3 separate regions of the Homo sapiens genome follow, and regions 1 and 2 are each linked to region 3. The links are chromatin contacts, found by Hi-C in ENCODE. All regions are on one chromosome and are shown on one strand. Each heading gives the region's core, a stretch centred on a gene start or an enhancer-like site at or near the end of the contact. The rest is flanking DNA. Distances are from core to core; before and after follow the strand shown. Region 1 holds the start of LRRN3 (leucine rich repeat neuronal 3). Region 2 holds the start of TMEM168 (transmembrane protein 168). Region 3 overlaps DOCK4 (dedicator of cytokinesis 4).

Region 1 (2,700 bases), core at 23-2,522, 990 kb before region 3:
TTTAAAATTTTTCCTGGTATTATTATTATTATAATAACTGCAAACTATTGTTCTATGTCATGTCAATAAGCACTTAAGGAGCAATTAGATGTGAAGGTTTTGTTTTTTTTTTCCTAAGTAAATCTAATAAGTGCCATTTCTCTTTACTCCACTAGAGGGTAGTCTCTCAAAACTGGGGTTGGAGTCATGACTAGCCTGCTTTTGACCTGTTGATATATTAATCCTCATGTTCCATTCTCCTCAACAAGATGTTTCTCTAGTATACTAATTAAGGTTGTAAAACATGCATTTTTAAAACTGCTTTTTGATTTTTCATGTATGTTCTTTCAGAAATATGCACTGCTATGTGTTTCTGTGTTTTCCAAATTTCTGGTAATTAATAAAAATGTTTTACATGTATGGCTTATATAGTATATTTTCCTGGGAAATATCCTTTCAGAGTTAATAGGCCTAAGAATAAAGATAGTCTTTTAAATAATTTAACTTATTACAATCGAAATATTTCCCCAGAGTGGTAAAAAATACATCCTAAATACACACACACACTCACAGATACACAAACACACCTACACATGTACCCATTCATATGTAGCTCCTAGATTTATTACATCATATAAAGAGAAGTCAGTGAGTATAATTAGAAATACATATTTTTAAAAAGTACCCCCTCAAATGCCAATGTTGTGAATTACAGAGAGGCAAATATATGCTTTATTTTAAAAATCTGGTCAATCCAGACAAGAAATGTCATTGCTAAAAAAAAAAAAAAAAAAGTGTTATTGAACACCAAGCACATATGCTAAATTAAGTAGGATCTATAGAGAACCAAATGCCACTCAAAACAGTTGCAAGCTTCTCTTCTTAAATAATGCAGTCATTGCTGAACTTCAGAGACGGAGTTGGAGGTTTGAGTCTCTACCAGGTGTTTTTAATATTTAGGAAATCCTTATCAGTAGTGTGTCCTCTCTATTTGCAGACTGAAAACATATTTCTCTGAATGACTGATAACCTAAAATTGAGAAAACTTGTCAAAAATTCCCAACATTCCCTCAGAAAGGAAAAAAAAGAAGGAAAATGATACCTAGGAAAACATGCAAGCCTGTTTCATTTATTTGTATCCTAAGCAGCAGTGTCATAGAACAGACAGTTTGTTTCAGCCAACCAGACTGGAGCAGCTGCGAGTGCTACATCTTGGCTGTCTGAAGCGATTGGCTCCTCTCTGGGGAGTGGAGGGTGTTCAGTTATTAATGACCGCTGAGCAGGCAGCACCATGTCAGTGTGACAACTGATCGGGTGAACGATGCACCACTAACCACCATGGAAACAAGGAAAAATAAAGCCAGCTCACAGGATCTCTCTTCACTGGATTGAGAGCCTCAGCCTGCCGACTGAGAAAAAGAGTTCCAGGAAAAAGAAGGAATCCCGGCTGCAGCCTCCTGCCTTCCTTTATATTTTAAAATAGAGAGATAAGATTGCGTGCATGTGTGCATATCTATAGTATATATTTTGTACACTTTGTTACACAGACACACAAATGCACCTATTTATACCGGGCAAGAACACAACCATGTGATTATCTCAACCAAGGAACTGAGGAATCCAGCACGCAAGGACATCGGAGGTGGGCTAGCACTGAAACTGCTTTTCAAGGTAAGTTTAAAATACACATATATTTTAAAATACGTTCTATTTCTTGTCTCTTCGATGATCATGTTTTTACACCTAAATCCTCCTTTGATGTCTTCTTCTTGTCTGAATTCTAAGAGCATTTTTCTTTTATTGCACTTTTGAGAAGAAATTCACATGCAAAACCCAGCTGGCTCTGTGTGTGCCTAGCTGTGTTTGTGAGATTCTCCAACATGCATTTTACTAGCTTGAATGCCCATTAGAGGATGTGAGTGGGAGAGAAAAAGCAGTGTTGGGGGGAGGAGAAAAAGGAGGGAGACAGAAGAGAAGGGAACAGTGGGGGAGAAGAGAGGAGGAGAGGGAGAGAGAAGGAGATGGGGAAGAGAGAAGACAGAGAGGAGACAGAGAGGAGAGGAGAGTCACGGGTGATGGGGTGCAATTTTCCTTTTTCTTCACATTATTTGTAGTGAAAAGCAGATCACACATTATTCTCTGTTTTGAAATCAACCCACCAAATGGGGCATTTTTATTTTGTCTCATCCAGTGGATGCAAATTAAGGCAAATGCTGTTGTATGTTAAGAGCTAAACCACTAAGCAGAGTAGCAGAATGAGCATATCACAAACAGTTATTGAATTTCTGCCAGGCTACATCTTACGGACTGGGGTAAATGACTTCCCTTTAATAACATCCCCTCGCTGGTCTGAAGGGACAGTGCAAATGTCTGATTGCTAATGCAGCTGGAACTGCCACACACTAGGTGAAAGGATCCCATGAACCAGAAGAGTTCTAATCTTTGGTAATTAACAGGATCACAGCAGGATGGCTTTAAAGTACATTTCCTATTTAAGAAAATTGTTTGTTCTAACCAACTGCTATATTCCCTTTGCTGTTGTTGAGCTGGATGGCTTAATTCGGCTCTAATTTATTCATTTTTAACAATATGTCCTTGTTTCTCTGCCTCTAATTTCAGTGAAAGCAGGCTATGAATATGAGTAGAACCGTCCTAATTTAGTGAAAAGGGGATAATGTGAAAACAAAAATAGAAGTAAAGGTTCAAAATATCTACCTAGAA
Region 2 (2,700 bases), core at 157-2,656, 710 kb after region 3:
TCCTTACAGTGCCTTATAAGGCACTCCGTGTTGGGCCTGAATAACTCTCCTGCCTTATCTGTTACCAGTTTTCCTCTCACACTTTATTTTCCAACCTTACTGACCTTTCAATTACAAACTGCACAAATGCTATTCCCTTGCCAGGTACACTCCTTTTCCTCCTCCTGGCCCCACCCCAGTGCTCACACCTGGCTTATTCCAACTCTTCAGGTCTCAGATAAATCATTTTCTTAAGAGATTATCCCTGCCCCCTCCCCATTACATGACCCCCATACTTTCTCTGTTACATACCATCACTTATTTCATGTCTGCATTTCCCACTAGATCAAAAGGTCTCTGAGGGTTTGTCTTCAATACTGTACACCCAGTGACTAGCAAAAATCCGGCATCAAGAAGGTATTCAATAAATACTTGTTGAAAAATAAAGACTAATAAAGAAATAACTACATTTAACAACAATAGTCACCATTGGACACTTACTAATGCCTAAAGAGAATACAGAACTTAGCTATATCCCACAACTAATAACTAGTAGAACTAAGGGAGAGTCCATGAATGTTTGGTTTCTATTTCAGCTTTCCACCAGTCTTTACTTAATTCACCCAAATTCTTCCAAACCAATTCTCTCTCCATGTCCTACCTCTAGGGAATGGCTTGAGGCATACCGTATCACTTGCATTATCTTTCACTCAGAAACTCTGTCCCATCTAGAAGTGTCAAGGCTGAAAGAACTACACTGAAAAAACAGGGAATTTCAGTGCTTCAGTTCTGAATTACTGATAACTCTTTGAGCCATCTCATACGAGGAAAATGTCATCTAGAATATCAAACTCCTCAGCACTAGAGCAGCAACAGCAATTTCTCTCCCTTTCGGCCTCCTTCTAGCGAGATGTGGGAGGTCCGACAAGGAGCTTGGCTGTTCTCCACCATCCTCTGCCTCGGAGAACGCGACCACAACGTGGCGCCCAGTTGAGGGGGAACCCTTGCGAAATACGGAGAGGCGCTCCCACACCCTCCAATCTCCAACCACCACTGTCAACTCCTCCAGAGGCAGGTATCCTACCCCGGCCCTGGGAGGCCGACTGGGCGGAGCTTGGGGTCCGGACCACGCGGAGCCCTGGCAGTGTCTATGCCTAGATCTCGCCGCCCTGCCGTCCACCCATTTCTCCCTACCTGACTCGGCCGTCGCCACCAACGCGCTCTCCCAACCCTCGGAGTCAGTTCCAAAACCAAACCAAAAAGGAGGAGAGCAGACAAGGCTTCAGCCTGCGACTGAGAACAGGGAGGCGGCACGCCTTGGGGAACGAGGGCCCGAGGCCATACGCGCTAATACAGGCCAGTGTCGGCGTAAACTTTCTCCGTTACCGGCCCGGCCGCGACCGCCATGTTTCCGCCGCCGAAATCCGCGACGGTACGGAACGCCGCCGGGGTCAAACTGCGCGGCGCGCCTCCTTCCCGAGGCCCGGCCCCCTCCCCGCCCAAACCCGCGCGCCGCCACACACTCAGGTGAGCAAGGCGCTGCGCGAGTGTCAACTGCCCCACCTAAGGCGCCTGCCTTCCTCAAGCCAAAGTCGACTCCTGGGACCTGGAATCAGCAGCTGAGAACAGACAGCGGGAAGACCACCAAAGATCAGGCTGACAGTGCCCATCAAGCATCTAGGCCACCGCCTCGGGCTGGACCGAACGGGGACAGGGTGGACAGGACTGCCACGCGTGGGCTGTAAATACTGCGGGAGGCGTTGCTGCTCATTAATATATATGGCATAATATATGGCTTTGTAACCAGCTAAGGCCCAAGCTCCTTAGGCCCTCCCTCAGACCTTTCAGTTCCTCAAATGCAGGGACATGTCGGGTTTTGCTCAACATTAAATCACCTTAGCATAGTGCCTGACACATAGTTGGCACTTAAATATTTGTAAAATAATAATATGCAATAGGCTCTCCACGATCCGTAGTTCTCTCCTCCCACTTGTTTTGCATGTATTATCTATATATTTTTCCTATTTTCCATAATAGAGTGTGAATTTCCTAATTTTCATAATAGATGTTGGGGGTTGGTGTGGCCAGCACATCTATAGGAATGAACAACTCTCAGATTGAGATTCTGCATATGTGGATGAAAATTTTGAGTTAGATTCTCTCTAGACTCCTGATTTTAAAAGCAATCACAACTCAACTTCCCAAATCTGTAACTAGCTCTCTGGGGAACACGAGTGCCACATTTCCAACTACCTGCTAGATGTTTCTACTCAAATATATTGTCATCACTTCCAACTCAACTTGCCTTTAATGGACATTTATATACATTTATTATGCCCCCCATTTGAATCCCCTTCCGTATTTGGAGAATTCCCCACCTGAGTTAAGAGTCTAATGGCTGCCGCTGAAATGCTGAACACTTGTTTAACTAATCATGTGTACCCGCTGGAAGCCATGAGTCAAAAAAGGCACAGAAAGCTACACTCCCAGGTCACCTGTAGGAGTATAGCAAGTGTAGAGATCGAGAACCCATCCCTAACAGCAAGGTAAGCTTCCGAGGCAGTAGTGAGAGTGCTGGCATCCACCATTAACATGTCAGAGATGCAAGATGCCTGTGCTTGGTGAGGGTCACAACCCCAGAGCCCTTTCCCAATCTGTTCTGTAGCCTGTTAACAGTCTCTGTGTACATTTCTGGGTAGCCTGTGACAGACTCTGTACTAC
Region 3 (2,700 bases), core at 193-2,692:
ATTTCAGATTCCATCTCTTCATTTTTAATGTAATATAGCTGAAGTTATTTCTGATAGGTCAGCTTTTAAATTCCTATGGTTCCTTAGTTATCTAAATTAATTTCTATTAGAGGAACTAAAGTTAGAAAAATTTAAAAAAATACATTATTTTCATTCAAAAAAGAATCAGTATTCTAATTTACCTATCAGGTAAATATGGATTATTAGATTTTCTTAAAAGGAGGGTTGCCAGACAAAATATAGGATGCCAAGCTAAATATAAATTTTAGATTAAATAATGAATGAGTTTTTAGTATATATATGTCATAAACATTTCATGGGACCTACTTATACTAAAAATCTATTTGTTGTTTACCTGAAATTAAATTTTAACTGGGTATCCTATAATTTATTCGCTAACTTTAGCAACCCTATGTAAAAGGATAAATGTTAACAAAACTCAAGTAATTTAAAAAAGTTTTTACATAAACAAAATTTTGAGCTTCCTTTTTCATGTAGGATGATTTCTTGCATTGATAGAGAAATGTTACATATCTGCCAGTTTTTGTTTAAACAACATTTCAGAAATTCTTCTTTCCTGACACGTCATTTAGTCATGTCTCAGATTTCCTGTGCCAGCTTAAGTTGCTCAAGAAGAGGTTATGGTTGGCTACGCACTTGTGACAATGTGCAGAAACATCACTTCCCATTTGGCTAAAGGCAGACAGACCTTATGGTAGACTTTTGTTTTCACCTCTGTTAGATGTGGATGACACAGCTCCTTCGTTCAACGCATATTTACACAATGGGTATATCCAAATACGTAAGACAACCACTGTCAAAGAAAACATCTTATGTCATTTTCCTCAGGCTCTACAAATACAGCCACTGTCACCTGAATGCTGTGAACTAGCAACTGGATGCAGACAGCAAGATATTTTGATGTTTCAATAATATTTACACTTATGTCACTAAACACTTGTGTAGATTTGTGGGGTATGAGGAATGAAAATAGACTTAAATAATTGTTCCATCTGCTCAACAATATAAAAGAAATTGTTAAAAGACATGAACAACTGTCGAGGTACATTTCTAGAGGGTCCGCCAAGTAGCCCACAGGCCACGGATAGGAGGCTGACATCTGAGAAGACAAGAAGGATGAGCCAGCAACAAAAATACTGAGACAGGAAGGCGGGTAGTGGTGCAAAAAGCCCATGAAAAAAGAATCGAAACAGGAAGAAGGAACCCGCAGTCAGACAGGAATGCGAATCCTGTGGGCAATTCAAGGAAGTAGTGAGGTTTGGAGGAGACACACAGAATGCAGGCAAGCATGACTCCGTTTCCACATGACAGCTACTTCTCAGGGCTCTAAGACACTATTTCACATGGAAACAAGACAATCCATGTGAAGATATCCCTAACACCACCAACTTTTTAGGAGAAGCTGGTTATTACAGTCACAAATCAGGGTGGCTTTCATCCCAGACTCAGGGTGAGGACAGAGTCCTTGAGGGAAGCCTGACACGAAAAGTGCAGATGAACACTCATTATGTCCCACAGAGCAGGTCAAGGAGACAAAACAAGAACATGAAGAACCACTCTCAAGTGGGATTCTTCTAGAAAGATCCCAGGAGGAAAGTCACTATGTCTTAAAGGTCTTGCAACTTATTTTTATCCCTTTCTTATTTTACGTACTTTGTCAGTTATCTCAAATGTTTTGTAGACAGAAAAATAAACAAATCTTGGTAGTTCCAGTGCCCGTCAATACTCCACACACAGCTGATGTTTAATAAATGCTGATTAAATTAAATAATTTATTTGTAGCTGTTCTCTTGAAGGGGTCAAAAAGAAAGATGGTAAATTGGATCTGGGGCTCAAGAATAAAAAGAGGGAAAACTATCTAAGGTATCACAGTATAAAATGTGAAGACCAAAAGAGGAAGATCACAGAGTAATGCGCAAGATCTCCTAGTGCTCATGAGTCCAGAGACAGACTTGGGTTGGGGCCCTGCTCTGCCTCTTACCAGCTCTGTGACAAATTGGGCAAGTCACTGAAGGTTCTCCCAGCCTCAGAATACTCATGTGACAAATGGATGTCATCAGAGTACCTACGCTGGAGAGGCGTGGGGAATTACATGACATTATACATGTAGAGTTCTTAGCTCCGCACCTGTCATGGAATAGACACATAGTAAATGGTAGGAAGGGTAGATGCAGAGGGAACAGTAGTAATGAAATATTGAACCTGAAAAACTTTTTAAAAATTTGTGTCATGACTGGAGAGGAAATCTATGTTAATGCAATCATGCTTAGTGAAATCTCAAATACACAGTTAACCCTGAGAGTCTCATACATTATTGTAATGTCAGTAGAGGAAACAACAGCCATCACCATGCCCCCATTTGTGGGTCTGAACAATTAGCAGCAAGCCAGGTAGGAAGTTGGTAATTTCACAGGAAAGCCAGAGAAAAAAAGGAAGAATGGCTAGAAATAGCGGGGGTGGTTGCTGTGGTACAAAATCTACCTTCCCTACTCCTTTACTGGGGGATAATAGGATTGGCAACCCATAGGCACGCTGGGATTTCCCAGCAAATCAAATAAATTTCGTAATTGTTGTTCGCTACAAAATTATTTTTCTCTTCCTGTAAGAAACCGGAAAAGCCTACAGAGAATGTATTGTTAATATTAAACCCTCGACTAAAGGAGATGTAGAGGTATTTAT

The links. A loop is a pair of places that touch in the nucleus more often than their neighbours do. Pooled maps may share reads with other maps.
Region 1: a loop to region 3 is called in a map with no recorded cell type, with 3 times the contacts of the local background. The contact joins the promoter of LRRN3 here to the enhancer-like site in region 3. A Hi-C loop is called at or near these places in 4 of 37 single-sample maps with no recorded cell type and 5 of 50 pooled maps.
Region 2: a pooled map shows a loop between it and region 3 (5-fold over the local background). The contact joins the promoter of TMEM168 here to the enhancer-like site in region 3. A Hi-C loop is called at or near these places in 3 of 37 single-sample maps with no recorded cell type and 3 of 50 pooled maps.

Annotation. Positions count from the first base shown.
Region 1 is chr7:111,089,855-111,092,554 of GRCh38, forward strand. It overlaps LRRN3 (leucine rich repeat neuronal 3), which reads left to right and starts at 1,273. Exons shown (of 3, transcript NM_001099658.2): 1 at 1,273-1,650. All of the region lies in intron 3 of IMMP2L (inner mitochondrial membrane peptidase subunit 2), which reads right to left.
Region 2 is chr7:112,788,987-112,791,686 of GRCh38, forward strand. TMEM168 (transmembrane protein 168) reads right to left here and starts at 1,407. Exons shown (of 5, transcript NM_022484.6): 1 at 1,174-1,407. RefSeq lists an enhancer at 1,666-1,795.
Region 3 is chr7:112,079,952-112,082,651 of GRCh38, forward strand. All of the region lies in intron 1 of DOCK4 (dedicator of cytokinesis 4), which reads right to left. Among named protein-coding and RNA genes, the nearest start is that of DOCK4, 130 kb to the right of the region's middle. RefSeq lists an enhancer at 564-613. Within about 2 kb of position 1,443, at least 14 of the 41 ENCODE cell types and tissues checked have a DNase peak (open chromatin) inside an H3K27ac peak, as active enhancers do.